3 separate regions of the Homo sapiens genome follow, and regions 2 and 3 are each linked to region 1. Evidence: chromatin loops called from intact Hi-C (ENCODE). Cell type or tissue: mammary epithelial cell. All regions are shown on one strand.

The links. Peaks named below come from ENCODE experiments on the same cell type or tissue, not always from the same donor. Only the 100,000 strongest peaks of a DNase experiment are listed, where the experiment ranks them.
Region 2: a loop joins it to region 1, with 17 times the contacts of the local background. A loop is called at or near these places in 3 of 110 quality-filtered maps.
Region 3: a loop joins it to region 1, with 13 times the contacts of the local background. A loop is called at or near these places in 14 of 110 quality-filtered maps.

The regions. Positions count from the first base shown.
Region 1 is chr2:66,572,374-66,580,373 of GRCh38, forward strand. It overlaps MEIS1 (Meis homeobox 1), which reads left to right. Exons shown (of 13, transcript NM_002398.3): 13 at 1-1,496. LINC01798 (long intergenic non-protein coding RNA 1798) reads left to right here and starts at 1,657. Exons shown (of 6, transcript NR_110156.1): 1 at 1,657-1,792. RefSeq lists enhancers at 1-496, 2,891-3,346, 5,861-7,470. In mammary epithelial cell, a CTCF peak has its summit at 3,121 (motif pointing left); a DNase peak (open chromatin) is centred at 3,118; H3K4me3 peaks cover 2,638 bases; H3K27me3 peaks cover 2,926 bases.
Region 2 is chr2:65,915,158-65,923,157 of GRCh38, forward strand. The region is part of intron 1 of LINC02934 (long intergenic non-protein coding RNA 2934); the gene reads left to right. Among named protein-coding and RNA genes, the nearest start is that of LINC02934, 130 kb to the left of the region's middle. In mammary epithelial cell, a CTCF peak has its summit at 3,937; no DNase peak of the experiment used is centred here.
Region 3 is chr2:67,211,857-67,219,856 of GRCh38, forward strand. All of the region lies in intron 1 of LINC01828 (long intergenic non-protein coding RNA 1828), which reads left to right. LINC01829 (long intergenic non-protein coding RNA 1829) reads right to left here and starts at 3,463. Exons shown (of 8, transcript NR_038844.1): 1 at 3,372-3,463. LOC101927661 (a long non-coding RNA gene) reads left to right here and starts at 1,552. Exons shown (of 4, transcript NR_110568.1): 1 at 1,552-1,639. In mammary epithelial cell, a CTCF peak has its summit at 3,587 (motif pointing left); no DNase peak of the experiment used is centred here.

The DNA of each region.
Region 1 (8,000 bases):
GTGTGTATTTTTTCATAGTCCCACCTTGGAGCATTTATGTAGACATTGTAAATAAATTTTGTGCAAAAAGGACTGGAAAAATGAACTGTATTATTGCAATTTTTTTTTGTAAAAGTAGCAGTTTGGTATGAGTTGGCATGCATACAAGATTTACTAAGTGGGATAAGCTAATTATACTTTTTGTTGTGGATAAACAAATGCTTGTTGATAGCCTTTTTCTATCAAGAAACCAAGGAGCTAATTATTAATAACAATCATTGCACACTGAGTCTTAGCGTTTCTGATGGAAACAGTTTGGATTGTATAATAACGCCAAGCCCAGTTGTAGTCGTTTGAGTGCAGTAATGAAATCTGAATCTAAAATAAAAACAAGATTATTTTTGTCATGCTGACTCCACTGCTTGAAAAATTTGTTTACTGCCCCCCAGATTTTTAAAGATTAATACAGTAAATATAAAAATTAATTTTGGCTCCCTAAGCCATATATGTATTTGACAATTTTAACCGCAAAGTAAGTTGTTTAATAATAACCACTGATTTCTTTAAGCTGACTTAATGAACTCCTAATATCAGCAAATTTGAGGCCTAAAGGCACTAAACTAACTCTAGACTCAGAATTACATCCAACAGAATTACTCATCTAATATCAGTGAAATTATTCTTGCACATAAAGGCAAACCTAAGTACAAAGTTAAGTCTTTTACTAAAGGATGTTACCTAGGATGAGCAGTATATGTTTATTAGGAAATTAACTACATGAATTGAAGAGACCAGACTTCAAAATCTAATTTTTATAAATATGCTCTATGTTCTCATTGGATAAAACTGGTTATTAACCAATTTTCCAGAACAGCTGTACAAGATTTCTGCATGGCAGCCGGCTAAATGGTAGAAAATAATATGTTTAAGCTGGAATAGCTTATAATTTTATTTAAATAAAATTGCTGCTATAAAAAGTGCTTCCCAAAGCTAAGGAAAATATACAAATATTTTAATTAAGGCAAATTCGTTTTAAAAAATAAGCCTTTCAGTAGTGATTGCTTTGTAAACAAAGGATGGGTCGGAGGAGAGAGAGCCTTAAACTCAAGTCTGACATTCAGGCCCAAGTCACCCTATAAACCGGCCCTTAGCAATTCTATTTTCTATTCGAAAAGAGAAACCAGCTGTGGGTTGGCTTTACTAGGTGATGTGTGATTGACTGACTCACCTGCTGGAGTAGCAATGCATTCTCACCTTTTGCTGATGGGGCCTTGTTTCTAAACACGTGGATGCGCAGAGAGCAAGGCTCAGCCTACTGCAGCCATCTCTGGCAGCGCTTCTACCCCTCCCCAGCCCATAGATGGGATTGTTTAAATCTCCCTTGTTGACCTAGTGGCAATTCTTCCTCTACCTAAATAGTCGATGTGAGTGAAATCATTCTCTTTTGATAGGTGGTTGCTAGCAGTTAACAACCATTTATTTACTTTAACAATTAATAATAAACTTTATAAACTGTCTATTTGCTCCTCCTCTCCAGTACATGCCCGGGTGAGTTGGTTATTTTCAGCCTTTATTCCTGAGGAGGCTCAGGATGGGTGGGGGAGGGAAAGAAAGGGGAGGAGGTGTGGTGGGGAGAGGGAGAGAGGCGAGAGGGAGAGACAGAGAGAAAGAGAGAGGCGCTAGGGGAGGGAGGTTTACAAGTGAAGAGTAGTTAGGGAATATGGTGACTCTGAAGAATCGAGATCAGCAGTGTCCAGGAATTAGAAAAAATAAACTGCTATTTCCGTGAGTTCCCCCTCTGTGAGCCATTTAGGTGAGAGCCTCGCTCTTCGCAGTTCCTTTCTTCCCCTGCCTCGATGCCCTCCCCTCTTAATGCTATTTTAGCTTTTCCTCTTGTAAATTTCAGAGCCAGCTCGAAGGTTATTGAGGACACTTATCCGAAAGAGGCAAATAATAGAGGTGCTGAGAGTGTTTTTGATGTTTCCTAAAAGGCAAAAACAAAACGCCCTCCTCTAAACAAGGGCACAAAATTGTACCTGGTTTTTATTTTTATTTGGTGGTGGGGGGGTGGGGGGGTGGGGGGGGGGTGGAAAGGGGGCTGGCTCTGGCTGAATGAGACTACTTTTTAATATGATTTAAATTTTTTTTTCAAAAAATTAAAAATATTTTACCCTATCATATTTAATCAGCTGTAATTATAACACATTCAAAATGAATAATATGCCTTGACAGTATTTTTATTGTTATTGTTCATTGCATGATGTTCGACTGCTTTAGAAGCACAGGAAAGAGAAGTAAACGCGCTACAAATGGGGAATTACCCTCGTTTAGCATTAAAATTCATTTAGATAAAATTGCCACAAACATTTAAATGGGAAGATTAGTTCCCCCTCACGCCTTATTGCACTCGCTCAATGGTTCCGTTAAGAACATTTTACACGTTGGAAATTCCGTCTTCTCAGACGGCTTGCTGTTTCCTAGTTACCCACATTCAAAGCAAAGGCAGCAGCAAAGGCAGCCGCAGCAGCAGCAGCAGGGAAAAAAAAAAAGTTTTGGCAACTGGTCTGCAATTCATCCGCTGCTCGCCCCAGTCTCCCCTCCGCCCGCTGCAGTCTGCCCCCACCCCTTCCCCTTCCCCACCCCTACCTCTTTCCCCTCATTATGTAATTCGCAGAGTCCAGTCCTCGAGGAAACACGTTGCCTAGTTGTGTAGTATTTATATACAATGTTAAAATACAAAGAAAGACCCTAAAGTCAGTCGAGTCGGTTCCTCTCTGGGTCTCCCTCTCCCTCTCCTGTTCTAAAATGAAGATTTAGCTTGAATGTGCTGAGTTTCTCACATCCCGTACCCTGAGGCCACAAGGCACGTTTTTTGGCTTTCATTTCTGCCAGGACTTTTCCAGGAAATTCACCACTGCTTTTCGCTTGTATTAGAAACGTGTGAAAGAATTCGTCTGAAAAGTCCATGCACCGTCTAGCTTTTCTCTCCCCCCTTTTTTTCTTCTCCTTCTCCTCCTCCTCCTTCTCTCTCTCTGTCTCTCTCTCTCTCTCCGCCCCCCACTCTCGCACTCCCCCATCCTCCTCTCTCCCCCTCCCTTCGCAGAGCCACAGGAAAAGAGGAAAGTCGGCTTCGACTGCCATCTTTTGGGGATTTCGAAAAACGACTCGGTAGGAAACGGAGGGAGGCGGAGGCGCGGGAGTGGGGGAAACCCCCTTATTATCCAGTGTCGGAACTGGCTCCCTTAATCTGATGCTTAAATATTTGATGTGGAAAAATTACCCATAAAATTAGTTACTAACAATTTCAAATTGAAATCACTTATCGAATTATAAACGCATTAAAGCTGTATGGATGGTATTAGGAGTTCCTCGGGAGGCAGCGGGTGTCTCCTTGAAGTGAGCCAGGCGGGCGAGTTTCGCCCCGGGGAAAAGAGCCCCCAGCCGAGCCCGGGGGCAAGGCCGGGAGGGCGGCGCTGCAACCTGGGCGCAGGGTCCGGGTCAGGGGGATCGAGCGGGCGGCCGGGTCCTGGTGGAGGCTGCGGCTGCTTCGGCTCGCGGGGGCGGGGAGAAGGGGAGGGGAAGGAGCCTTGGTGGGAGGCTCCGACCCCGGAGCAGAGGCGCCTACCAGCAAACTTCGTAGTGAAGTCGAAGGATTCTGAAAAGGAAAAACGCAAGCCCTGCCCTCCCCCTCCCTCTCGCGTCTCCCACGCGGCGTGCAGACTTCGCGCTCGACTTTGCGATCGGGGTTAGTTGCTGTGTGCAGTGTCCCCCAAGTCTGCGGGAGGAGCGGAAGGGTATAGGCTCCAGTCCTGGGGTTGGGCCCGGCTCCGTGCCCCGAGAGGAAATCCAGCGGGCAACTGCGCAGAGCTCCAGCCAGGACGTGCTACCCCTGAGTCCCTCGATGCGCTGGGTCCCGGCCTAGGCCCCAGTGCGTGGGCGGGCAGGTCTTTGCCCAGAGACCACAGCTCTGGTCGCGGGGGGTGGCGGGGGTGGGGGGGCTGCACGGGCGCCTGCCTTACCCTCCTGCCCTCACCCCCATCTGAGTCTAGTCTAAGGGACTGTTGACTTTGTCTCTGGAGATGGGGCGACCAGGGGTCTGCGAAGGAGGTTGTGGAGAGGCACCTCCTGGGTGCAGGTCCGGGCGCTCTTTCCTCGGAACCTCACGGAGTGCTTTGTAGTAGCCTGGAGACTTCCTAATAGACTTTGCCACATCGGGGGCCCCAGACTCCAGAGTCCCATAGTGGCCCTGGGAGCGCGACCCAGAGAGCCTGGGGGCTGGAGGGCACATGGAACGCGTGCACGGCCCACTAGGAGGGCGTTGGGAGGAGAGTGCCCGAGTCTGGAGCCGCAGCCGGGAAGCCGTAGACAGCACCCCGACGCCTTAGGCAGAAGCTCCTCAGGATCACTTTAAAAGCTCTGCAAACTTTCCCCAGCCTTTCGGATACCCTCAGGCCCTTGGCCCACCGGAAGGCAGTAAAAACGTAACTTCATGCTGCAAAGCTCCCGGGTAGGCGCTTGGACGCCGATGGAGAGAGGCGTGGAACTGGGTAGTGGGGCGCCCTGCCTGGCTGGGCACTTTTCCTTGTCTCATTCTCGTCTCCCATGCCATGCCTTACCCACTGGCTGCTAGCGGCGCGTTTCACTTAAGGTGGCCACGGTGCGGAGACTACAGGAGCCTGGGAATCCCAGGGTTTGGGGAAAAAGTAGTGAGCGAGAAAGGTGGGGTCGGGGACCTGAGGAAGACAGCTGATGGCTGGGAGAGGGAGGGCTCCCTTTTCGGCCCGCTCTACCCGCCAAGGAGTCTGAAACATTCTCTCCCTAGGCGGAGCTGAAAGGAAAAACAAACAACGTATTGAGCAATCAGTTCGCCAACATTTGAGCTTTAAAGCGCCTTTGCTCTGAAAATAGTACCCTGGGGGTCTCAGTGGGGAGATGGGGGAAGCATTTTTAGGGCCTTGATTCTGGCTTGCCGCGCCCCACGGGTCACCCCTCCGCGCGCTGCCTCCTGACATCCCGGCGCTCTCAGCCCACTGAGGGGAAACCCGGGCGGTGCAGCCCTGGAGAAAAGGGATTTAGTTTTAAGCCAGTCTCCCATCGATCGGGTCGGTAATTTCTACCCCTGCCCACTCGCAGACACACTCACCTCTACCCTAAAGCATTAAGGTCATTACGCGAGCAATGATCTTAATTTCCAGGCGGAAAACGAGTCCCGGGACCTCGCCGATTGGGGAAGCAGTGAATAAAGTCACCTGCTTCAGGCACCCGCTTGGCCCGCTCCTCCCGGTGGGGGCCGTGTGTGGCAGGGAGCGCCGAGCGGGGGTCCCTAGCTCCACGCCGAGGCGGACCGGGCAGGGGTCAGAAACCCTGTGTCTGTTTTCTGCGGGGTGACGACCTCCTGTAAGGGTGGGATTGCTTTTGCTTGCTTTCCTTCTCCCCTCCCTCTGCCTTTCTTCCTAGGCCTCCCTCACATCTCAGTACTCTTTCTTCCTCCTCCCCTCCCCCAAAGTGGCAAGTTCCCCTTCTCCACCTAGTGTCCAGAGGTTCTGCCCCTCTCCTAGTCCCCCGCTGCCTCAGGGCCGTCGCAGAAGTCTGGTAGCCCGACGCCTTTTTGCGCCCATCTACCTCGCCCACCTTTCTGGGCATGGGTGGGGTGGGGAATGTTCAGTGAGGCCCTTTTGAAGCCGCTTGCTGAGGGCACCCTGAGGCTTTAAAGAACCAGATTTCTCGATTTAGGGACGATCTCTGCGCCCATTGATAACTCCATCCCAAAGAAACCCAGCACAGCAGCAAACACCCCCAGCAGTCGCCTGCTCCTCAGCCCCCGCCTTGGCACAGAGCAGCGTCTGGCACTGCGGGGAGATGGAGGCGAGCCACGCGCACCCGTTCCCTTACTGGCCGACCCGCGAGGCGCCAGCTTGTTCTGGAGACTCAGTTTCCACTGGACAAAAGCAGGGGAAACACAACGCAAGGGCTGTGCAAATCCACGTTCCCGACGCCCCTCCACCCCATCCCAATCTGATTTTTGAGACGTGCATTTTCAGGTAGTCCTAAACTGTGAACAGCGAGCTTTGTGTGTTATCTAGTGGGGGTGGGGATGAAAGGGGAGGAGACTCCCACTGCCCGTTCCAGTCTTTAATGTTTGAAATAACGAAATGCCTTGTGTAGCAGCTGCTGCTTGAGCCAAAACTAACTCTTTGGAAGACGGAAAAGAGTGAAAGGCAAAGAAAGACTGTTCATTTTTTTTCTTTTGGTGCCGTTTGGGATGTCATCTGTTTCCTTGGCGACTGTGTTCAGCCCCCGGAGCCCCTGGGCTCCTGGATTGTTAGGGGGGAAAAGCATGCTATTTCTGCACCGTCATTTATCACTGTCACCGCATAATGATTCCCCTTGCAGCCCCTTATTGATGTTTGTAATTGCATTATCTCATAAAGGAGGATGATCAATGAAACCGAGCCGTGCATTCTGGGGTCAGAGGAAGCCAAAGTACTGTTTGTCCCCTTTAATACAACAAGTACTCATTATCTTTAGGTCTGCATTCAAAAAATGATCTGATCTAGGGCTGACCCTGTCGGACATCCCAACACTTTCTAAAACGCGGTTTGTGTAACCTTTTGCTTAAATGCTAAATCAAGTACCTGTCTTGCATTTCAACGAAACAAGATGCTAAAACTGAATGAAAAAAAAGCATTTCTTTTTTTTTTTTCCCCCTGGGAGGGGTGCGATCGTCTGAAGGTGCATGAGATTTTACACTGTAACTGCTTGGTAATATAATACAGAAAAGGCAATCCCAATCCACATGAGTCCTAATAAATAGAAAAAAAATTGGGGATGAGGGGAAAAAGGCAGGTAGCTGGGAGCTTTTAACAAGGTCGGTACTAAAAGATCAGAATAAAACCACATCCAGTTTAATTAATAATAGCTATAAACTGAAATAATTCCCCATGATTCTGCCCTTGCTTCTCCTTTTTACAGAGTCATATCTCTTCAGTTTAGAGAAATGACTTTTGTGGCTGTTCGATTCTCACAACAACAATAACTAAATCAGTTGCACACTGTTATCTAAAACCATCTACAAACTCCAGCAAATAAAAAGAAGTTCATTTGTCTATTAAGGCAAGCATTTAGTTGAGCAGAAATATCCCAGTAACACTGAATAGAGTTCGTGTAATCCTATGGAAATCAAGTCATCTTGTTGCACTGAAGTAAATGAAAAAATACAAAGGAGAAAAGGTCCAAGTGTAATTGTAATTTTAAACTAAATGCATTATTGGACTGTCACAGTGAAAACGTGATTGTTCGGCTGCGGGGGGGGGGGCGGGGGGCGGCGAGTGGACATAAACTTAGCTCACATTTAACTTAAAGGTTTCAGAAAGGAAATATGTATTCCATATTTGGTGATCATTTGTGGAAAGAGGAGAAATTGAAACAATTCTAACCCATCATTTTAGTATACTAGGGGGAATCATTCCTTCAAAAGCAGAATTAAGCAAAAAGCTTATTTTAAACATTGCAAGTCTGTATTAGCAGAAAAAAAAAGTTTCAAATTTTCTGAAAATGTATGTCCTCTCTATGTTAATAAGATGTTGACAGAGAGAAAGAGAGAGAGAGAGAGAAACTAAGTTCAGGTGTTTTATTTTTTAAGTTCTAGATACTTCTAAATTAACGATATAAATTAATGTTTTACATAAAAAGATCTAAATGAAAAGTTTTCATTATAGTTGAGAAAATGAGTACTTAGAGTGTGCTCTGATAATTTGACACATTGACATAAAACCTTAAATTGAATAATAAAACAAACGGCTAAAATATTCCCCCTTGGAAAAATAACTTTAATAATAAAGCTAGAAAAGTTTTAACTGTGTTGAACCATCACTTTTTTCTCTGGAAGGCAGATTATCCTAAAGAGTATTATTTTCCAGAAATTCTGTCAAGGCACTTTGAAATAATATATGTTTGTATTATTTAATATTCTGACACTTCCGTTCTTTGAAAATGCTCAGACTGGAATGGATACGTAGCCA
Region 2 (8,000 bases), 660 kb before region 1:
TAGTGGTTATATTTATATGTGGTTATAATTGTAACACTTTCATGATCATAGGTGTATTTTCATTGCCTTGAAAATAAAGATGCAGCTCAGACATGGTGGCATTTCACATACATGTGTACATAGTTGTATGGTTGGCCATCTCCTTTTCCATCTCTCGTCCAGGAAATAACCTTCTTCGTAATTTAACCAGCCTGTTTTTCCCTACAGGGCAAAACCTAAGAAAAGAACAACTGCAGTGTTCTGAGAGTTGCCTCTGAACCCGAGCTAGTAGAATGTTCACAGAAAAGCAATGTCTGGGAATTTGAATGAGTTAAACTATGAGATCATGTTTTGAAGGCATGTGTCATACTATTTTCAGGACAGTGCTGAAAACCAAAGTGCCAGCTACTTGTGGCTATTAAAATGGCAAGGCTGCCTCTTGTCAAAAATGTATTCAGTAAGTTAACCCTGATATTATGCTAATATTGGAACAACTGCATTCTAGTTATCAAAAATACTCCCTCCCCAGAATCTCAGCTATATGATATGTTTTACCTTTGCCTTGCTATGGTGAGCTGCATTTCGTGACAGCAGAGTGCTAATTATGTTAGCTACCTTTTATACATATATATGATATCTATATTATATATCATATATTTATACATAAGATATCTTATATGTATGCATATATAATATATAACACATTATATAATATATAATGTGTGTGTGTGTGTATGTGTGTCACAGACAGCAAAATCTTTCTTTTGCTGGGCACGGTGGCTCATGCCTGTAATCCCAGCACTTTGGGGGGCCGAGGCGGGCGGATCACCTGAGGTCAGGAGTTCGAGACCAGCCTGACCAACATGGAGAAACCCAGTCTCTACGAGAAATACAAAATTAGCTGGGCGTGGTGACACATGCCTGTAATCCCAGCTACTTGGGAGGCTGAGGCAGGAGAATCGCTTAAACCCGGGAGGCGGAGGTTGCGGTGAGCCAAGATCAAGCCATTGCACTCCAGCCTGGGCAACAACAGCAAAACTCTATCTCAAAAAAAAAAAAAAAATCTTTCTTTTATGCTTTCCTTGGACCAAGGGGAAAGTCACATATTTTGGCAATAGGAACATTTGATTAATAGGCACTTGATCATTATTGATATGAATAAAACACCAATACTAATGAAGTCCATAAGAAGCACCTGTACAATTGTCATTAAGGTTTTTCCTAACAGAGGCATTGTGCAATACCTTCTCATCAAAAATTGCTATTATAGCTCTGTGTTTAGCATGTGCCTGAATATCAGTCCTAGGGTGCATTTATTTCCTACCATCAACACAGTGTCCTGTCTCCAATGTGCTACAGAGGGGTGTAGTTTGGCTGTCTTGGTTTCCATTCCCAATACTTCTTCCCATTGTTCTTCTCTACTCTAGAGGCTACAGAGGTAAATTTTCATCTTTTTTTGCCAATAATGAATGGCCATCCATTTGCCACAGTTCTAGCAGGGGAAGGAAAGAACCCCGGGCCCAAGAAAGCAGCAAGGGAGGGCAAACAAAACAGTAGCAGGAACCACCTAACTGCACTCCTTGTTATATGAAATAATAAATTGACATTTGTGGAAGTCAGCTTAGTTGGTTTTTTGTTATCTATAGCTGCAGCATTTCTAATGGAGGAAAGAGGCTCTATGAATCTGAAGAATCTATGAAGCACTAAATGTTAAATAAGTGGCCTCAATAGAAATCCTGATTTAATACAAACTCCTTTCTCATCTAGAGAAGCCTTGTTATTGATGATGAAGGGCTTGGCAAACTGTGGCCCCTAGGCCAATCCAGCCTTCTGCCTGTTTTTGTAAATAAAGTTTTATTGGCACGCAGCCATGCTCATTTGTTGACATGTAGCTACTTGTGCCCTACAATAGCAGAGTTGAGTAGTTGGGACAGAAGTTGTGAGACACCCTATGACCTATCTAAATGACCTGTCTAAATGACCTGTCCAAAGACATTTGAACTTTGTGCTTAGTGAGAGCAGTTCCTTCTGGCCTTTAATAAATAGCAAAGCTCTTCAGTAAAACCTTTTAAGGCATACCTTTGTTGCAGCGAGGAAGCTCTGGCAGGATGTGCATAAAAATTAGACTTTTGGTTTTCACCAGAGACAAGGATGCAACCTGTCTGGAGGGCTTGTGGGTGTGGGTGTGGGTATGGGAATGTACAGCGTCAGAGCCAGGAGCTGGCGGGCCTGTCCTCAGCCAGCCTTCTCTCCAATATCAGATTCCTACAAAGTGGATTCTAATCGGATGCTTGTGTCTCATTCTCCTTTAAGCAGATACCAGCTATACTCACTTGGAAAAATATATCCCAGTGTTAGAAAAATCTGTTCCAAAAACATCCAGTCTTTCACAGCCCTACAGGGCTGCTTCTGTTTGTGTGTTATCAGAGTACTTGGTTGCCTACCCTTGAGGGCATTTTTTTTTTTTTTTGGCGTTTAATGAAGAAAGGGAGAAAATCTCTCAAAACAACTGACAACTCCAAAAATTACGTATTCATGAAAACTGATGAAAATAAAGTCAGCATAGTTCTTACCAGTCTTCGCATTCTATCACCTTTCTCCACTTCAGGCCTTAGTTCATCATCTATCGTTAGTGAAATACTCATTCTCATTTTATTTGTATTTCAGTGCAGGCAGTAACCAATGCATTACTCTGTCTCCACTTCCCCAAATATGCATTTATGTTTTTGTTTTGGTAAGAGAAACAAAAAGGGCCAAAGTTGTCATAGGTTTTGATATAAGTCTACACCTTATTTTGCTTTTTTCTATCTCTTATCTTATAGACGGGGAGGTAGAAATCCAGTAAAAGTAAAAGAGCAGACTAGGAGAGAAGACAGCAATAGCAATACAAAGATGAATTTGATCCAGGTAGTGTTGGGAGTTAATCAATTTAGAGTTTCAGTCTATTCATGGTTTTGGTTTTTGCTTTAGAGAAAAATAAAAATCCTAAGCTCCCACAGAACATCTGGAAAATGAAACTTCTGCCTGTCATAATAAAACTAGCTGGAGATGTAAGCAAGCCTCCACACTCTGGAAAATACTTAGCCAAGTGAGACCTTGAGTCATTCCCGGCCTCTGAAATGAAAAGGATCAGATTATGTGAATGTTACCCTGAAGCTTGGAATATAAATTTGGTGGAACATCAGTCTCCTAAATTCAGGAATCTGGATTCAAGTTCCATGTGCGATTCTATGACATCCATTGACATGTTAATATACTGATCCTGAAAACCGATGCCCTGCGAGATGAACTAGATACTGAATTTGCAACATGCCTCCTATAGAGGAAGAGATTATTTTTATGATGTGCCTAAGACATTACCAGAAACTCAAGTCTGTGATGGAGGCAGTGAGATTGGAGGGCCCTGTGAAAGGGCACAAAGAGAAGGAGCTATGGAATCTACTGGGCAGGTATGGATACTGCAAGTGAGCTGAGTTCTCTGCCTGAAAAGAGGTGCTTTTCCAATCAGAAGTGGAGATATTCTGTCTTGGTGGAGCATTTATACTGCATCATACCCCTGACCCCAACATATGCCTGCCTCTCCAAGGGCTAGAGGCAGCGGCCCAAGCAATCATCGCTTACAAATGAGAAAAGAGAGACTCAGAGAGGGCAAGAGAGCAGTGAGGGACACCAGAACGAGGACTTGAACCTTAGTCTTCTGAGGGCAATCCTTCCTCTCTTTCTGCTATGTAAACTGCCTCTGATGAGGGAGAAATGAACCACTGGTGTAACCTCCCGGACCTTAACCTACAAAGAAACCAGATAGGCTTACAGGCAAACACCAGTTGAAGTTCACAAATAGTTTATTAGGTTAACCTTGACCCTCCAGTTTACAAGTTTGTGAAGCTTGGAACAGGAAGGGTAGGTGAGAGCTCAGGATGTTTAGATCAAAGCATTGCAATTCCTTGGCTCTGCCACAGAATGTCACCTTTACATCATGTACTTCTCGGCATGTCAGCATTTCCTAGGAGCAGAAAAAGAAGAGTTTTCTTAAAGGAGCTAGTTTCAAAACAGAATTATCTCAACTGGTGCTTGAATAAAGCACTTCTCAAGCTATAGAAATCGTTGGCATTGAAAAAATCCCCTTTCTTCTCTTCTGCCATTTTCCCCCTGGTTTATTATTTGCAGTGTTTAAAGGATTTGTATGCCAACTTTTCTCTATTCCTTCTTTAGTACAAGGTTTTATAAATTACACCTTTCTCCTTTAAAAAGATCTGAACCTTTGTATTTAAATTGTATTTAACCTACAGCCTAAACGATTCAAGTTTAGAGACTCTTAAGTACTTAATTCTAAGGATCCTATTTCATAGAAGGCTCTTTCAGAAAAGAAAGTATAAACATCAGCTATGTGAAGGGTTTAGGTGAAATGAATTTCCACAGACTGAAAATGGAAGACTTACATTGTGGGGAAGAGATGGTTTGTGAGGAGAAGCCAGCTGGAACTGGAGAGTAAGAGAGCATGAAAAGGATAGGACAGGAGGGCCCCTGATGGGAAGGATAGGGCAAATATACCGGTTCACCGCAGGGACAGAGGGAACCGTCAATCACCCAGCCATTCAAACCCCAAGGGTTTTTGAGGTTTGACATAAACAAACACTCCTTTAGTCACCATCTTTCTGGCAACGTGATTGTGCTGCCTTTTGAAGGAGGACTCAAAGAGTCATCAAGTCATGAGGTTTTATTGACCTCAGAGGCACTGGGAGGGGCTGCTGGAGGCATCTTGGGCCTTTGGCTGCCTGGATAAGGTGGCCTAGTCTTTGCTCCTTTTCTTCTATTTTTATTTCACTCTGCGGTGTTGGTTAGGAGGACACAGAACCTAGAGGCAATGTTTGGAAGTGCAGAGTATGGTGCAGGAGTCATTTCCTGACAAACACTCAAGTTTGTCATTTCTCCATTCTTCCTATTTGAAGCACACCTCACCCAACTGCTGCTCAGATTAAGAAGATCCCGCAGCATCCCCATGGCCTTTCATTGCTCCTGGAATTCTTGCTCCTTTTGGGTGTGCTTTGTTCGTTTCATAATTGGACTCTTAATTCAGCAATAGCTCTGGCCAATAGCTATTAATTATCACTTTGCTTGGTCTTCCCATGGCAATTATTAATTAAACTTCCTAGAGAGTCATAAAGACTCTCTAGGAAATTAAAGACTGTAATAATATTTTAGGAAGCAGTGTCCCATGATGTTGGAGGTCTACATTCTGTTCCAAAGGCAGAGCAGAGTTTGTTTGTTTAATTCACAAACATTTACTGAGTCCCCTCTAGGTAGAAGGCCCCATTCCAGGTTCCAGGCATACACTGCAGATGGCTCCTACTCTAGGGAGGAACTGAAGGTCATGGTGTGGAGTGTTTTTTGATCCAACTCTTAATTCCTATTGATTCTCCTTTCTCAACTTATGCCATTCCATTGAGAATCAGGTCCAACTTTCCCTTCTACTTTTATTACCCACTGTTCCCTCCCACAACCTTAAGGAGCACTCAGGTTAATTGCTCCTTTTCTGAGTTCCTATGGTAACTTTGTATAAACCTCTATTATAGAACTAATATTTTTATCATCATTAAAAAAACCTCAGTTGCTTCTCCCACTCTCAGTAAATTTTGCCAGGGTGAAAATTGCGTCCTCTTCAGCTGTGTACTGGATATCACCTAGCCTAGGGCTTAGCTGTTGGTGTTTAGTAAATATTGAAGTTTTGCAATTTCAACTTAAGATCAGCCTCAGAGTGCGGGCTCAGTTCTAAGAAAAACTTTAGAGTGGGAGCGGGGAGAACAAAGAGCAAAGTGGGCAAGGCCACGGAGCTGGCCTTCCATGGAGGTCAAGGTTCTGCTCAATCCAGCCCCTTAAGTAGCGCTGGCCCACCCCACTGCACGCTACAAGGAGCACAACCATTTCTGCTCAATCCACATGGTGTTTCCAGCTTCAACTTAGACTCTGCCCCTTTCTGTGCTCCTTGATCTCATCTTCTCTAGATACTTCTAATCCCTTAGCTTCAAGCTCCAGCTTCAAGGCTTTCTTTCTCTCTAAATTGCTTGGGCATGATTTTCTGGCTCTGACCCATAGCACTCCCCCTTGGACCTGATGTGGCACTTTACCCTCTGCTCTGGCATCTCAGGGCCAAGGTCTTGCCTGTCACAAAGCCCCTACTGACTCATACCCCAGAGTAGCTGGCTGACCCTGTGATAGGATTTTAGGGAAAAGCCACAATGAGCCAATCAGTACTCCATGTCCAAATTTCCTCCCTTAACATATAGCTTTCACAATAGCTCCCAGAAATATTTTCTGCTTTTATTCAAAATGCAAAGGCCCATGGATGGAGTCATTTAAGTCTCTAGCATGTATAGTATGTGCAAAAGAATTGGAAAGAAATTTTTTTGGGAGGAAGATAGATCTTGTGGCTGGTGGGATTCAGTTTTGGAGAAAGGCTCTACTGCAGTGCAGATAAAAGCTGGAAAGACGAGTGCCACCCATACTGCAGAAGGGGTAGACTCTGGGGGGTATCTGTTGTTTTTGCCACCCAATATCCATTCACCTTTCTTCTGGTAAAGGTAATCTGATTCTTCTCTTTGGAACCACTGTTCCAACAACTTCAGCCTATAAAGTTTGAGTGGTGTTGAGTCAACCACTGACTTTGGAAGGGCACATATGAGTCAGGTTGGCCAGTAATACATCCTATCCCTGGCCACTGAGATGGTTCAGGGAGCGTCAAGCCTAAGACTTTCATTCAAACTTACAAGGAAAATAACTGTCCCTTTTCTCCTGTGCTTGCAGTTGTGAGAGTTTCAGCCTGGAGAGGACCACCCTGCTGGAAGGGTGTCCTGGGAATGAAGTCCACGTAGGTGAGAACACACACCAGGGATATGTAGCTGGATGGACTCAGCAGCCCTTGGGGAATAAAGCCAGGTGTGCTTTCTATATTTCTACTAAGATCATTTTTTCTATTTTTTTTTCTACTCCAGTTTCAGTTGCTATTTTTTCTGTCATTTTGCAACCAAAGCTGCCCTGACTAACATAGCACTAGGGGAAGCATCTCTGGGTTTGATCGAGGTCAGAAGGCGTGAGCTTAAACCACACCTGTGTCACTCACCAGCCGTGTACTTAGCTTCCCAGAGTCTTGGTTTCCTTATCTGTAGAACTCAGTGAATAGTGTCTATACTGCAGTGTTTTAGTCAACATTCTTGGTAGTAAGCAGCTGAAATGACTCTGGTTAACTTAAGCAGAAAAGTGCTTCATTGGAGGCGTATCAGGTAATTCACAGAACTGAGGAGAAGGCTGGAACCAGGCTTGCAAAATGGGCAGAGACCAAGAGGAGCTGAGCAGCCAGAACCTCAGCTAAAATGCAGCTAGGACCTGCATTTTACCTCTCCATGCACCCCCAAAGATACACATGGCTCATAGGTCATTCCTCTTGGTGTTACTTGCTCCTTATTCAAAGCTTGCCTGGGGCTGCATATCCTGTTGGTCAGAAGGTAGAGAGTTCCTTTTTTGTTGTTGTTGAAGCAGAGTCTCACTCTGTTGCCCAGGTTGGAATACCTGGTGCAATCATGGCTCACTGTAGCCTGTGCTTCCTGGGCATAAGCAATCCTCCCACCTCAGCCTCCCAAGTAGCTGGAATTAGAGGTGCATACCACCATGCCTGGATAATTTTTGTAGAGATGGGGTTTCACTGTGTTGCCCAGGCTGGTCTTAAACCCCTGGACTCAAGCGACCTGCCAGCCTTGGCCTCCTAAAGTGTTGGGATTACAGGACAGGAGAGAGCCACTGTGCCCAGCCAAGTTTCTTTACAAGGCTTGGGTATTGAGCAACCTGGCATAATGACAAAAGTTCATGACAAATAGCTGCTACGAGAATTATAGGAAGTCACGGCTGTAAAAGCCTGCCGTACTGTTTTATCAAGGCTAGTTCCTCTTTCCTTTCCTCACATTTCTGATCAGGGCTGACCCTACTGATCTTTGTCTTCAGAGAACCAACTCTGCCAAAGCCCCAGATCT
Region 3 (8,000 bases), 640 kb after region 1:
ATATGTTTTGATACTGTATATGTAATATATATTGTAAGAATGAAAAAGTATAATTTTTGTTTTTTATATATCATTTATAATTTTCTTGTTCCTGATGTCCATTTTTCCCTGAGTTGTTGCTCATGATAATCATGTTCCTATATTTTGTATTTGATGATGTTATTTGGTGATTAGCATGTCCTTCTGGTTCATCCATTTAGCCTATAAATTGCAAGTAGTGCTGCTTCAGTTGCACGCTGTCTTCTCCCTTGGCCTTCACTTTGGCCTCTGAAAACCCTTAAATATAACTAATTTATTAAAGAAACAACTGGCCTCTCCTGTATTTAATATTTAAGGGGATAGAGATTTAACTTCAGGGCACAAAAACTACACAAAATACTTAGCTAGGTTGTTATTATTTAAATGTTTCAATGAAATTTAATTTGTAATTTAGGACTTTTCCAATCTTTCCTACATTTTATAATATATTTAACCTAAGCAGCTAAAATCTGAGCATGAGAAAGAATCATTCATAAATACAGATGGTACAATGAAGAGCTCCACTGAACACTGCTGAAGCTCGTGAAGTTGAAAGCAGAGTGGCTGATTAGCCATACACATATTTTTACTAATCACAGAGCAAGCATATTTTGTTACTGCATAATCAGATGCCTTAGGTATATCAAATATACTTTTTCCACATGACCAAAGTAAGAATTTGCAAGAAAAGCAATCACCATTCAATTACATGCCTGTGATTATAAAATACTAAAACAAGTCAAATTTCTTTTTCTAATATCAAATTTGAACTTAACCATATTTTCCTAAGAGCAATTTTCTAGCATTGAAAACCACGACTAACCTTTTGTCAGAAAAAGTGTTTGAGGATATTCCTGATACTGTTAAAGCTTTTTCTTATATGTTCTGGGCATGTTCTCTCTTCCTGAAATATTTTGATAACTTATAGAAGTTGAATCTATATTTAAGAATAGTCACTGCCCTCCTGTAAATTCAAGAAACTCACGAGGGGACCTAGATTTTAAAAATCGTTTGTGCTTTTGAAATCTTAGTGAAACTAAGCGTTTTCAATCCATAAAAATTTTAACTAACACATAAAATTCATTCAAATCTCTTAAAACCTTAAAAATGATAGACTTCTATTTTGCCCATACAAAAGAAAGCAATAGTGAAATTTTAACTGATAAATATTAAGATGCTTTCTTCTTTAAGGATTGTAGTTTCAAATGTTTTTACACTAAAAACCAACTGACAGATCTTTTATGAATATTTGGAAAATCATCCTTCGCTTTTTTGCAGCCCAGAAAAGAAGCAAAAAGAATCATAATATGCATTTTATGTGGTGATATAAAAGAGTCCCATGGTAAGAGCAGACGGAAAATGGTATAGTTATTATTAATTTAGAAAAACAAAAGAGCAGCCCAGCATTTCAGTAATGTGGCAAGTTGTGTGCTCTTGAAGGAGAGAGGGTTTTATAATTGGATTTTAGAGTAATTTAGAAGACGAGATAAGATGTAATGGTTGAGTATTAGAGGTTAGAACTACAAGAGAAACCCATAATGTAAGGGTTCACTGCACTGGGGGACAACAGAACAAAGAGAAGCAGCGCCAACCGAAAACGGCCCCAGTGAGAAGCAACAAGGTGAGGCTTGCGATGGGGGTTCCCAGAGGGTGTCAGCAGGGACGCAGGCTCAGCCCCTGCAGCATACCGTAAGGAGCACAGGCTTTTCTCAGAATGCTTTTTCTTTAGTGACCTGTCACTGTCCCACCTCTCCTCCTCCCTACCTGCGAGTTCAGCTTGGCATTTCTTTCTTCCCTGCAGCCCAGCAGTCAGACCTGAGCATCTGCCATCCAGGCTTCCACCCTCAGCAGGCTGTCCTGGGGCTCCATCCAGGCTCCCCTGACACCACCCACACACCCACAGGTCCCCCCACATACACCCCCACACATACACACCCCACACACATAAACACCCACAGACACACACACACACACATACCCACATATACACACACCCCACAAACATAAACACCCACAGATACACACATACACACCCACATACACACACCCCACATACATACACACACTCCCTACACACTCCACTCACATACACACCCACATAAACACATACTTCCCCCATACACACACACAGCCACACACACATCATACACACACTCCCCCTACACACACATACACACCCACAGTCACATCCACACTTTCCCCACACACATACACATACCCCACACACATACACACCCACATATACACTCCATACACATACACACCCACCAACATACATACACACCACACACACATATACCCCCACATACATACACACACTCCCCACACATACCCGACTTACATACACACCCACATATACTTCTCCCATACACACATATACACACCCACATACACCCCTCCACACACACGTATAACTCCCCACACATACATACCCACATAAACACATACATATACATACTTCCCCAACACATATATGCACACCACACACACACCCCTCCACATGCACATACTCCCCCCACACCCATACACATCCAAAACCCCACACACATACACATCCAAATACACCCACACCCACATACACCTTACATACATACACACACTTCCCACACACACCCCACACACATACCCACATATACACACACCCACAGACACACACACCCACATCCACACACCCCACACACATACGCACATACATCCCCCCACACGTACCCACATACTTCCCCCCGACACATACACACCCACACACCCCACATACATACCCACATATACACACCCACATACACCCCCCCAAAACACAAACCCCACACACACATACCCCACACATATACCCACATACAGACACACATACTCATACATGCACTTACTCTCCTCACACACATATTCACCGTAAACACATACATACCCACACACCCATACACACATTTCCCCCACATATACACAACCCCATACACACACACTCCCTACCCACACACACATCCACACACCCACATTCCCCCACACACACCCATACACACACTCCCCACCACCCCACACACACATATTCACCCCCACACACACACTCCCCACCACCCCACACACATATTCACCCACACACGCTTCTAACACACCTACACACACGCTTTCCACACATATACACAGCACACTCACACCCATATCCCTCCACACACACATGCATACCACCCTACACAGAGAACCAGGGCCTAACCTCTCTATCTCTCTTCTATCCCCGCAAGGCTCAGCCTGTGCCCACTGGGAGACAGAGAAAAGAATCTGAAGAAGAGTAAAATCTGCCTCTACCCACCCCACCCCCAATTTTCATTCCAAGCCTTAGGCAGATAAATGTACTTTTCCACCTGTTCATTGGGGTCCCTGTCCAGATAATCCATCGCACAGGCTCCAGCTCTCAGGTGAAGGCCTCAGGTGAGAGGCTCTTTTTAGATTTAAGAATCCAAGCCTGGAGGGGAAACCCTGTTTCTAGAAAGGGAGAGCTGTGTTGCTGACGGGCGGTGGGAAGAGATGGGAACCTATGGGGTTGAATTCCTGCCCAGTCATCGGCGCTTGGCTACCCCCTGCTGGGCGGGAAGCTCTTGGCCTCAGACTCACACATTATGCTCAGGGTCAAGTCTATTCCCAAGGCTTGGGACAGAATCCACTTACTTCCTGTCAAATTGTTATCACACGTTCCCAACGTGAAGCTGGAGTGTGAAGTTACCTTCCAATCCCCAAGAGGTGTTTGTTAAAGAGTTTTTTTCCTCTGAGCCCTTTGTATGCCAGTTTAAGCAGAACAAATCTATTTATTTTTTGTGAGGATCAGTTTATTAAAAGCATGCACATAACTCAAATCGTATAGTAAAATGATGTTAGGCTTTGTTGAGCATGAAAAGTGTGCTCGCTCAAACCCCATTTCCAACCTTCCGTGCGTCATTTTCCCCTGAAGCAGAACATAGGTTATGTTAACAGGACCTCAGCCCAAAGGCCTAAAATCAGCTTAGCTCCCAGGCTTTCTCCAGCCATCTCTTCCCACAACCCACTCTTTCCACCTCTCAGGAAAACCCCAGCTACATGATGTAGAAAACTGGCAAATATAAGCGGACGGGGAACCGATTTTTAACCAGATCAAGTTTTCAAATATAGATTAACACGTTTTAATTGTCCTATAAACTATTATTCTTAAAGTCACTCTTAACAAAACCCAGACTTGGAGGAAGTTCTCTGCCATAACTGTAATGTGTATACACTATTAAGATAGTTATGAAACCTCAGACACATTTGGAAGACGTGGCTTAATAGTGCCTTTAATACAAAATAAAGTAAAATGTAAATAAAAAGGGATTAGTTGTTATAAGCTGTGACACAGCTGCAGCGACAGAAACTGAAGAAACATGTAAACAGAGAGTGCTTTTAGTCACTCAGTGACCCAAATGTCTTTTTCAGACTCTCACAATTCTAATTCTGACACACTCGTTCATTTCATTTATTTTGCAAACCAAGCAGAAATGAAACGGACCTTCAGATTAAGTAAACAGGGGCTTTACATATAGCCACTAAGCTGCCAGATAGACAACTTTTGGTTTACATGGAGTGTAAGGGTAAAGAAACAATGTCAAAACTGCATCCCTTCTTGCATTTATTGGCATGAAGTGAAAATCCAAATATATTCACCAACAAATTAATAAAGGGTGAACAGGCTGCTAACCTTGCATGGTGCGTTAAAGTGTCAGAGCACTTGAACTGCACATCATAGCACAGCCTCAGAAATAAACAAACATTTCTCTCTGTCAGAATGGGGTAAATAAATTAGGATTTGGCTAAATCTCTGGTTGTTTTGCTCCCATGTTGTGGCCTAGAATAAGCCCTACACTATTTCCAGCTGAAGTTGACTCTACTTGATACCTTAAGCAAATGAGAGAAAAGACAAGGGTGACAGTGTAGGAAGGAACTGACTTGAGATTTTCCTTTCTTATTAGTTAACAGAGTTGTCAGTGAGTGAGAATGCAGGATACAAATTAATGCTTTTTCAAAAGCCTTCACTCTAATCCTATTTTTTCCTTAATGATCCCTTTGTCAATTACTGTTGTCTGGGTGTAGCCTTATAATAGTCATGTTCAGATTGTTTACCAAGGTTGGGTGAAATGGCAGGATGAGGGTGGGGGGAGGGAGGAACAAAGAGATAAGCCTATCCCTGATAAGCCTAGGAAGCTCTTAACTGAATTCAAGTAACCCTGCCCCCTCCCTCAATGGGAGAAGCATGCCAGCCTTCCCACCAAGTTCTTCCAGATGATACTCAGTACTTTAATCTCTATGCCTGCTCAGCAAATTGAGTGATTTCTCTTCTCTAACTCTTGCTATCTGGTGACTCCAACCCCTTTTTTCTTTGAGCCATTTCCTTTTTCCGTTTTTCTTGAAAAGTTTTCTTAAATCCATACACATTAAACTAATAAAGAAAAATGGAATATAAATGCTATGGTTTGAATGCCCCCTCCAAAACTCATTTTGAGATTTAATTGCCATTGTAATAGTATGAAGAGGTGGGCCTTTAAGAAGTGATTAGGCCATGATGGCACTGCCTTCATGAAGGGGTTAATGCTGCTATCACAGGTCTGGGTTAGTTATTGCAGGAGTGGATTTCTGATTTAAAAAAAAAAAAAAAAGATGAGTTCAGCCAACTTCCCTCTCTGTCTCACATACACTCACAATATGATGCCATCTGCCTTAGGATGACCCTTCCCAGAAGCTGGTGTCATGTTCTTGGACTTCCCAGCCTCCAGAACCATGAGCCAAATAAGTTTCTTTTCTTCATAAATTACCCAGTCTGTGGTGTTCTGTTATAACAGCAGACACAGACTAAGACAACAAGCAAAAGTTAAATAGCAAAGTGATGATGGAAGATGAAGGACTCTGAAGAAGAGAAAAATCAATGGGATGACAGAACATTTAGGCAGCTTCAATAACAAGATGAAATGTGAATAATAGAAAACATTATTTGAGTGATTATTATGTATCAGACACCATTCCAAATATTTTTATGTTTATTATATCCTTTCATCCTCTTTATCACCCTATGAGATGACATTATTATCTCTACTTTAGAGGCAAAAATGTATTGAGGCCTGGAAAAGTTAGAATTCAATAGCTTATCAGTGGTACAGCTAAGATTTGACTTTTGACCAGGGACTTGTAAAACTATGCTATGCTAATAGAATAGGAAAATGGGTTAAGAAAAACAACAACAAAAACAAGCCAAACAACATTGCAAGCCAGCCTTTTTAACTGGGTGGGTTTCATTGTTATTCAACTGTGGAGTCACATTTGCAAACATTCTTAACCAGAAGAAACCGTGACTGCTCCATATCCCAAAGAATTCAGTATTACATAGTCCAGTATACATATTCATGGTCTCAAAAAATCCTGAGCTGCATATTAAAAGGTCCACGAGAGGCAAGTGAATTCAAATAACATAGGAAAGAAGCACATGCAGATGCAAAAGAACTATCCAAGTAAAAAGTCTGAACTTCTGTCATGTGATGTTTATACTCAAAATGGCCTAGATGAGAGGTAAAGGGTGGTTACATAATCAAGTGCCTACAACAGTAGCACTTTTAACAATTTTGGGGCCTGCAGCAAGAAATGAAGGCCCACATATTTTATGTTTTTATGTTTAAAAATATATATAGTCAAGCTAAAAAATGGTTAAAGTAAAATTCTATCCTCCTATGTAAATTAACAACTGAAAAGGACAATTTTTAACTTAAAATTCTTGGACTACTTCGAATGCTGTGTTAAAATATGGTAACGTGGAGTGAGTTGGTTTGTGTGTGGCCTCTGATCCCAAACCAAGTCAATCCCATGATCCCCATTTCTCTTCTGCCCTCTGGATGTATTCTGTAACTCAAACACCTCACTCATCTAACCTGTGCCCACAAGGCCTCCACTCCAAGTACCCCCTTGGCCACCACTCAAGTCTAGAAGAGTGCACACTGGCATCACAGTCTGTCTTCAGGAGAGACCCAGGGAGAACCATGTAAGCTTGGCATCCTCTGCTCAGGGACTTCCAGGAGCCTGGGTACCTGGAGCAGGATATAATGCTTTGACGCTTAAAGTGTAGTCCACAGCACCAGGGGTCTGTTAAAACTTCAGACTCTCAGACCCACGCTGGACCTACCCACTGAATTAGAATCTACACTTTGGCAGGATCCTCAGGTGTTTCATATAAGCACATTAAAGTTTGGGACGCACTGGGCCAAAAGGGATGGTGGCTGCTTGACAGGCAAGTCCACTTGTCCCCAAGAACTCCTCACCCTGTAGAGACAGCCATGGCTGGGTAAGGGCCAGGATGGAAACAACTAAAGAGTAGCACTAGGACAGGATCCCTTCTAGCTCAGGTTGGAAACTCAACAACAGATTTAATTACATTCAGGAGGGCAGTAGACCTAGTGTAAAAACATATGCTGACCCATGATGGGGACGTCAAGGGTGGCAGCCCTGCCTAACGGAGGCAGCCAGTGCCCAACTATAGCTTACTGTGGCCTGAGGCTATACTATGCTAGCTATGGGGTGAGGTCAAATCATAGACAGGTGGAATTAATATACCAGCCTGGTAGTTCTCATGGTGGGTGGGAAAAAAATGGGTATCAGAATCTGCTGAAAAGGTGTTAGAAAATATTCATGTCCCTGCCTCCACCCCTGAGAAAGTATCTAAAATTTTGGTTGAGGAAGAAAAACATACATTTTTATTTTTAAAAATCCCCAGATCATTTTGATTCATCCTCCCTAACCCCTGCCTCCACCCTTGCCATGTTAAAAATTATTCTGGACAACAGAACACAGTTAGCTGTTTCCATTGATTGTCACTGCTTAAGGCCCGGGGTTGTGCTTGGATGAGGCTGCTGACTTGCTTAATCCTTTCTCAGTCATTCTCTTATCACAAGTACACACATGAACAAAGGTTCACTCTCCATCTCTACATGCTAAGTGGAGCCAAA